3 separate regions of the Homo sapiens genome follow, and all the other regions are linked to region 2. The links are chromatin loops, found by intact Hi-C in ENCODE. Cell type or tissue: MCF 10A. All regions are shown on one strand. Region 1 has its middle 78 kb from the start of GAREM1. Region 2 overlaps GAREM1 (GRB2 associated regulator of MAPK1 subtype 1). Region 3 overlaps GAREM1 (GRB2 associated regulator of MAPK1 subtype 1).

Evidence for each region. A loop is a pair of places that touch in the nucleus more often than their neighbours do. Peaks named below come from ENCODE experiments on the same cell type or tissue, not always from the same donor. Only the 100,000 strongest peaks of a DNase experiment are listed, where the experiment ranks them.
Region 1: it touches region 2 in a loop (5-fold over the local background); 2 of 110 quality-filtered maps call a loop at or near these places.
Region 3: a loop joins it to region 2, with 9 times the contacts of the local background. A loop is called at or near these places in 8 of 110 quality-filtered maps.

Annotation. Positions count from the first base shown.
Region 1 is chr18:32,547,978-32,550,477 of GRCh38, reverse strand. No RefSeq gene overlaps it. Among named protein-coding and RNA genes, the nearest start is that of GAREM1, 78 kb to the right of the region's middle. RefSeq lists an enhancer at 1,390-1,943. In MCF 10A, a CTCF peak has its summit at 1,035 (motif pointing right); a DNase peak (open chromatin) is centred at 1,057.
Region 2 is chr18:32,382,134-32,384,633 of GRCh38, reverse strand. All of the region lies in intron 2 of GAREM1 (GRB2 associated regulator of MAPK1 subtype 1), which reads left to right. Among named protein-coding and RNA genes, the nearest start is that of GAREM1, 87 kb to the left of the region's middle. In MCF 10A, no CTCF peak of the experiment used is centred here; a DNase peak (open chromatin) is centred at 1,333.
Region 3 is chr18:32,270,930-32,273,429 of GRCh38, reverse strand. All of the region lies in intron 4 of GAREM1 (GRB2 associated regulator of MAPK1 subtype 1), which reads left to right. Among named protein-coding and RNA genes, the nearest start is that of MEP1B, 82 kb to the right of the region's middle. In MCF 10A, a CTCF peak has its summit at 1,532 (motif pointing left); a DNase peak (open chromatin) is centred at 1,529.

The DNA.
Region 1 (2,500 bases), 170 kb before region 2:
TCAGTGACAGAGCAAGACTCCATCTCAATAAAAAAATAAAAATAAAGTGAATTATGGTTGAAGCAATAGAAATGAGTAAGGTCATCAGGAGAGAATGGGTAGAAAGAGAAGAAAGCTAAAATCAGAACCTTAATGTTGAACAAGCAAAAGAAAAAAAAAATAAGGATAAGGCTATATAAGATAGGAGGAAAGCCAGGTAAGAATGGTACCACATTTTCATTATTTAATTGTTTGGTTGTTGTTTCTAAAAGATTACTTGAAGTTGTGTGTTAGAATAGAGGTATAATATATGATGTCACATGTCTATAACTTTATAAGGTCTTTGTGGGCAGGAATCATATTCAATTCATCTGTATTTCTCCATACCTAGAATAAAACAGATCCTTGATAAATACTTGGTAAATAAATAAATCTTCTTAATTTGTAGGCTTTGACATTCTAACAGATTTAACGTTTTCTCACTTATCTTGGATACCCACACCACCTTGGCAAAAGATCTCATCCACTATTCCAAAAGATGAACAGTGTATCAATTTGGTATATCAAATACTTATTCTTAAATGTGCCCAAAAATGAATACATTAACTGTGGGTCTAAATTCTGCATCAATCCCTTAAAAAAGTCATAAGGCGTCTCACCACCCTTTCTTATGCCAAATTCAGGCAGTAAGCTTTGCAAAGACTATGGGCTCTGGAGTCAGGCAAATCTGATTTCAGCCCACAGCTCTGGCAGGCCCAGTTCTTTGATTTTGAGCAAGTCACTTGATCTTGCTAGGCCTTGGTTTTCTCAGCTGCAAAATGGTGATATTATGTACAGCATAGGGCTGCTAGGAGGATGAGATACACAAAGTCCCTAGACTGGCTGCCGTCCTAAAGTAGATGCTCAGTAAGTATTAGACCCTTTCTCCTCTTTGGCAGTATAGCAACTGAATCATATTCACTGAAAAAAAAAATTTGAATTTGTAAGAAATGCTCCCCAGAAGCTAAAGGCTTCCTCTGAGGCTTTACTCCTGCAACGTCATCAAGAGCCACCAGGTGGTGGTGGTGCCTGTTAGGGGACCCTAGGTCAGGCGTCCTTCCCAGCAGGGTAATTACCTTCTCAGTGCTAAGCATCAAATTCTATTTCTCATATGCTTCTTTCCATAGTATTTTATATACAACCTTACTAAAATAACAACCTCTACAGATTAAACATAAACCACCCCAACATGTGCATATTAATGATAATATATACAATTTGAAATAAGATTTAATGAAAAAGAAATACTTAGGTACACATCACATAACTTCCTGATTCCCTTAAATGGTTTTTAATTATTTTTTGACTTAATCTAACCTTGATTTTAATTCCCTCACATTACTTGTGATTCATTCTCATATTGGCAGAAGGCTAATAGCTTTTGGACTGTGCTTAACCTTAGAATTTGGCAAAACACTATGGAAAAAGCCCTTTGTCCTTTTCACCTGCTGGGAGATTAAATCCCCTAATTAGCAGGCTTAGAGGAGAGTCACTTCAGCCAGTACTTAAGAAAATCTTGCCCTTTGTCTGCCGTTTCAGAGCTCAGCTGTCTTGGTGCTTCCTGTATTTATCCACGCTGAAATAGAAAATTACTCACCGGTCTCTCCAAGCCCCATGACCATTGACTTCTAATCAAAACCCTGTTCCCAGAGGTCCCCTGGCTCCTGCAAGGGCACCCTGATTCTCCATGCTTGCTAACAAAGCCACTCCACAAGACCACTCTGCTTTCTTTTGAATGCTGATACAGGGTCAGGTTTGGGTTGCTTTGTGTCCTGCAGTTCTTGGCACCCTGTGCCCGTTTAAGCCCTCTGCTTATAGATGTCAAGCATGTTTCCTAAACTTTTAAGCAATTTTGAGTGCTAAAAACAAGTAACTAAAAAAAAAAAAAATTAAGGTGTCATTGTCTTTAGGGCCCTCAAACTGCTCTATGTGATGATGTAATGGTGGATACATGTCATTAAATATTTATCTAAATCCATAGAATGTACAATAGCAAAAGTGGACCCTAATGTAAACTATGGACTCTGGGTGACAATGCGCCAATCAATGAATGTAGGTTCATCAGTTGTAACAAATGCATCACCCTGGTGGGGATGTTGATAGAGGGCGAGGCTGTGCAGGGGCAGGGGAGTAAAGGTACTTTCTCTGTACTTTCCACTCAATTTTGCTATGAACATAAAACTGCTCTTTTAAAAAGTTTTTTTTTAAGAAAACCCTGACAAATAGATCTGAGGAAGGCCACGAGGAGTGGGTTTTTATATTTGTATGTCTGATCATAAAAGCTATAATAAAAGCCCATAAAAAGCAAAAAAAATAAAAATAAAAATAAAATCACGCATGGGTAAAAGGTCTGTTCCAAGTAAAAGACCAGTGGAATTTGATACATTACAGTGTGAAAAGTTCATGCATATGGTTTAATAGTCCACATTGTAACTAACTTTTAAGAAACTATCACTTGTTGAATTCTGTTATAGTCTATGAG
Region 2 (2,500 bases):
GACATACTGAATTATTTAAGGGTGAAATGTGATTATAAAATGCTCGAGCAAAAGTGGACATAAAAAATAGATGACTCTGGCAAACTAAGTTGTTAAATCTAGGTAAAAGGTATATGGGTGTTCATTACCCGAATTTTCCATGTGTTTGGGAATTATTGTAATAAAAAGGAAAAAATTGACTCAGCACAACCACCAGTGGCAAAATAAATTGTATAGTTGAACTCTTATATGGCATTTTTATCAAAACCACTCTGCCTCCATCCTTGAATCCTATTTACAGTCTTAATTAATTTTTCTAGGGGTGAAAGTTCATCTTTCACTGGGTCGTTTTGTTCCAGTGTTAAATGTTTGTGGCAACAACACAGTGAAGGGTGAATTCAGGAAGAAATGATGTTGTTTTCACCATGTGGTAGAAGCTTCCAGCTCATGGCTTCTTATGGAAACCTGATTGCTCCCAGCTGTGGCTGGTTTCTAGCGACTGACCCAGTTGATGGTAGTGATTTAATTATTAAAGGGGGGTAAAGTTTGGATAGGTGTATGTAAAACTTGGAAATAAAGGAACTTTTAAAAAAATTATTTTCTTAAAATAAGAGCTTTATGAGAGATATGGAAAGGGAGAATATGAGCAAATACATTGCAGAATTATTTGGTGTCATACTATGTGGCTTTTCTAGATTGCTCTATAAATGCTAGTAAAGCTCTAAAAATTTTAGAGTCCTTTGATTGCTATTTTCACATTTCAGCCTGTTTACTCAGAATCCTTGCAAATTATTTACTGAATCTACAAACAGAAAGTATAGTATTAAAAAAAAACCCACAAAAATTGTAGCACAAAACAGGGATGGGGTTCAAAACTCCTAGGCTACTGTTTTCCATTTCTTTATACTTACATTTAGGTACTCAGTGGAAAGTTGGTTACTTGAAAGGGCTAACGCCAGTTCAAATATAATTTAACCTATGAGATAATATGATTAACATCAGGTGGAAAGTTTAAACAAGCTGCCTGTGACCACACTGTTAATGGAGTGTTTATAGCATGGGTGGGAAAGTGCTTGTCTCACTTCATAATTTGATTTCCATATTGGATTTGTACCTCTAAGAAGTAGTGTGACCTTTTAAAAGGTTCTTTTTTAGGAATTTCTTTGAGCTTTTTCTATTTGTGGAAAACAGACTTCATGGGTTCCAAAACTGATTGCAGTGCTAGCAAAACTTCCTGAATTGAAGTCACTCTGCTCCATTTCTTAGGCTTGGAATCACTTGCCTTTGTGAGTCACTATCCAGGGAAGTCTTGTGCTGGCTTTCTGTTAACCCTGACCCATTTCTGTAGTTGTTGAGTGTACTGCAACAGGAAAACAACAAAACTATGTGTACCATGTGAACTTTTCTGATATCTGGAGCAAGAGGGTAGATGATTCAGACGTGTCTGTGTTGATTTTTGGTGAGGTATACATTACACAGGGCCTCCAACATGTTAGAACTGGTTTACAGAACACCGTAGGGTTTGTCCCTAATAGTGAGTCAAGCCAATGCGTGAGTGTGAGACAAGCAAAATAAACACAGAGCTTTTATTTTTTAGATGTTAAAAATCATTGTAGGTAAACCAAATGCAGTAGACACATAGACATGAGAAAGATTCCGTTTTTCCATTCATGCCTTCTACATTCCATACGTTTCTCAGTGGCAATTACATTTTTTCTTATAGACCTTCATAACATTTTATAGTCCCAACTCTTTTCCTTTAATAAAACTGGTCCCCTCGTGTGGGAGTCCCAGTTCTCTGTCCACCTAGGGTCCTTTCCTCCTGACCCACAGAGTAATTATGCAGCGAGTCTTGTTGATCCTCTTTCCACACAATTCCTATCAAAACTGCTCCTCCTTTCCAGCCTACAGTGACTGTGTCTCCCTTGCTCTAAAGAGCAAGGTGCCTCCCTTTCCTCCTCCAATCAGTCATCTATGTTACTGTCAGATTATTATTTTTTTCAAGTACAGCTCTGTTATTTTACCAGCTAGCCAGGAGTTTTCAGAGATGTTTCCCACGTGAGTATAAACTCTGGTCTAACGCTGGGCCTTTTTGAGGTCTGGTGTTCCTTTGACTACAAGCATCATCCTCCAGCAGACAACCCAGCAGGCACTCGCCACACCAGGTTGTTGGTTGTTGCTCAGGTAGGCTTTGCCCTGCCTTGTTCCCGCCTGTGTCTACTGCTTGGAGGGCTCACACCTCATAGCCACCACCCAATAGAGAAATCCTGCCCCAACCACCACCACCTTCCTCAAGAAGAAGAATAGTGAAATCCGGCCTCATTTTTACCACCTTCTTCAAGAAGCTTTTCCTAATCTTTCTCACCAGGTAGATCCTTCCCCTTCAGAATCCCTGTAACAATTTGCACCCATGACTGTTTGTCTTGCTGTCACTCTTCCCACCACTAAAGGCTCCTTGAGGACAGTCCTATCTCATACAGCATCTAACACAGCCTTGAATAGTTTAAGGACTCAATAAATA
Region 3 (2,500 bases), 110 kb after region 2:
GGGAGTTCGGGAGTTCCTTTAGGTCAAATTCAACTACAAGTGGCTTCTTTTCTGAGTTTATAAACCTAAGTCAGCCAACTATTGTAAATTAAAATGCATATTGTAATTGACATCTGAGCATATTATAATTGACATCCCAGGTAAGTGTTTCCTAATGAAACGTCATATTTAGTGGCTAATTCTAAAATTTTGAAAGTGCTAAATTGAATCCAGCATTAACCATGTTTTCCTCATGTTCCACTCTAATCCAATATTGGGAAGTAGCTAAGTATTTATTTTAAAATTGAAAAGTTAACTGACAGAGTCCTTATCGTCTCACATTTTCCATGCGCCCTATTTCTATAAACATAAATAGAACCAAGCACATCTGTAATAAAGTGACAGCCATCCACCCTAAATTCTATAGATATTCCCTAAGAAAGAAACACATCTGGCTACCGTGCAGTTCACTAACAAGACAGAAGGAAGATGAACCAAAGCCAGAAAGCGGGGTGGCCCAGCCTGAGCTCCGGCATCCTGGTTGGTTCTCAGCCTCTTAAGAAGACCCGCCTGGCTAAGGAGGGTGGATCACCTGAGGTCAGCAGTTCGAGACCAGCCTGGCCAGCATGGCGAAACCCCCTTTCTACTAAAAATACAAAATTAGCTGGGTGTGGTGGCGCATGCCTGTGATCCCAGCTACTCAGGAGGCTGAGGCAGCAGAATCGCTGGAACCTGGGAGGCGGAGGTTGCAATGAGCCAAGATCATGCCATTGCACGCCAGCCTAGGCAACAAGAGTGAAACTCCGTCTCCAAAAAAAAAAAAGACCCCAGAATGGTGCAAGGGTCTTTCCTGGGCCAGCCCAGCCAAGCATTCCTCTCACGTGATTATCCAAACTTCATTTCCTCCCGGGCATCCTTTCTGCAGTCATCCACCACCTTTTTAAAAGCTCACAAGGGGAAAGCCTGCGTCTATTGTGGAAGAAATCTGCTGCTCCGAATATTTTCTTTTAGTCTAAAGAGCTTCTCCAGATGAAACCGTTCCCTTTCACCAACCCACTGGGCCCCAGTAACCAGGGCTGTGGGTCCTGCAGGTAGGAGCAGTGATCCCCAGCCCCGGGAAGAAATGCAGTTGATAAGACTTTTTAAATTGCTTCCATTTCATTTAGAGTTGGGTTTACTGGGCTACCCATAGCCATGAGTCTTCTTAATGGCTGGTTTTCTCTGGCAAGTGAATCAGGCCAGGGATGCGAGGTAGAGGTCCCGGGTGTGGTGTAGATAGTAGGAGATGCAGTGTGATAACATGAACCCATTTCATTTCCGCTTAAGCAAACTCAATACCAAAGCTAATAGGAGCTTGCTGTTTCATTGTCTTATCCCAGAGCTGCTTGGCCAGAAAGGAATTGAAAGTGAAGGTGAAAAACTTGGTGGGAACATAGCCTAAAAGTAGACAAGGTATGCATTTCAAAGCATAGCATTTTTGACAGAGTCAGAATTGGCTCTGTTAATATTTTTACCTCTATAGCTTAGGGTAGACTAGCAGAGCCAGGTATAAACTGCCCCCTGCTGCCTGACACGTAGAAGTACATGAAAAATGTCACTTCATTAGTAATTATATTCTGAAATGCCTGCAAGGAATGGAAGGCAAATTAGGGGAATGGCAGGCAGTCTCAGAGAAGCCATGGACAGCACAGATCAGCTAGATCCTCTCCAGTGTGAAGACGAAGGAAATGTGAGAGAGCTGGAAGCAGCTCTTATAAAAAGTACTTTTTGGATGTAGAGAGCCGCTTCATTACTCCTTCTGCAGCCTTGTCAGTGTGTGGACCATGGTCAGGTAGCATCAGTATCACCTAGGAACTTGTTAGAAATGCAGATTCCCAGGCCCCACCCTGGGTCAACAGAATCAAAACCTGCATTTTAAACAAGATCCCTAGATGATACACACTCATATTTACATTTGAGAAGCCCTTGCCTGGCTCAATGTCTCATACCTGTAATCCCAGCACTGTGGGAGGCCCAGGCAAGTAGATGCAAGGAGTTCAAGACCAGCCTGGCCAACATCGTCAAACCCCGACTCTACTAAAAATACAAAAATTAGCCGGGCATGATGGCAGGCGCCTGTAATCCCAGCTGCTCAGGAGGCTGAGGCAGGAGAATTGCTTGAACTCGGGAAGCAGAGGTTGCAGTGAGCCAAGATGGTGCCGCTGCACTCCAACATGGGCAACAGAGCAAGACTCAGTCTTGAAAAATAAAAAAAATAAATTAAAAAAATTAAAAAGTAGCCCTGGCCAGGAACGGTGGCTCATGCCTATAATCCCAATGCTTTGGGAGGCAGCCTGAGCAACATGGTGAAACTTCATCTCTACTAAAAATACAAAAAATTAGTCAGGTGTACTGGCGCACACCTGTGGTCCCACCTCTCGGGAAGCTGAGGTGGGAGGATCACCTGAGCCCAGGAAGCAGAGGTTGCAGTGAGCTGAGCTGAGATTGTGCCATTGCATTCCAACCTGCGCGACAGAGTGAG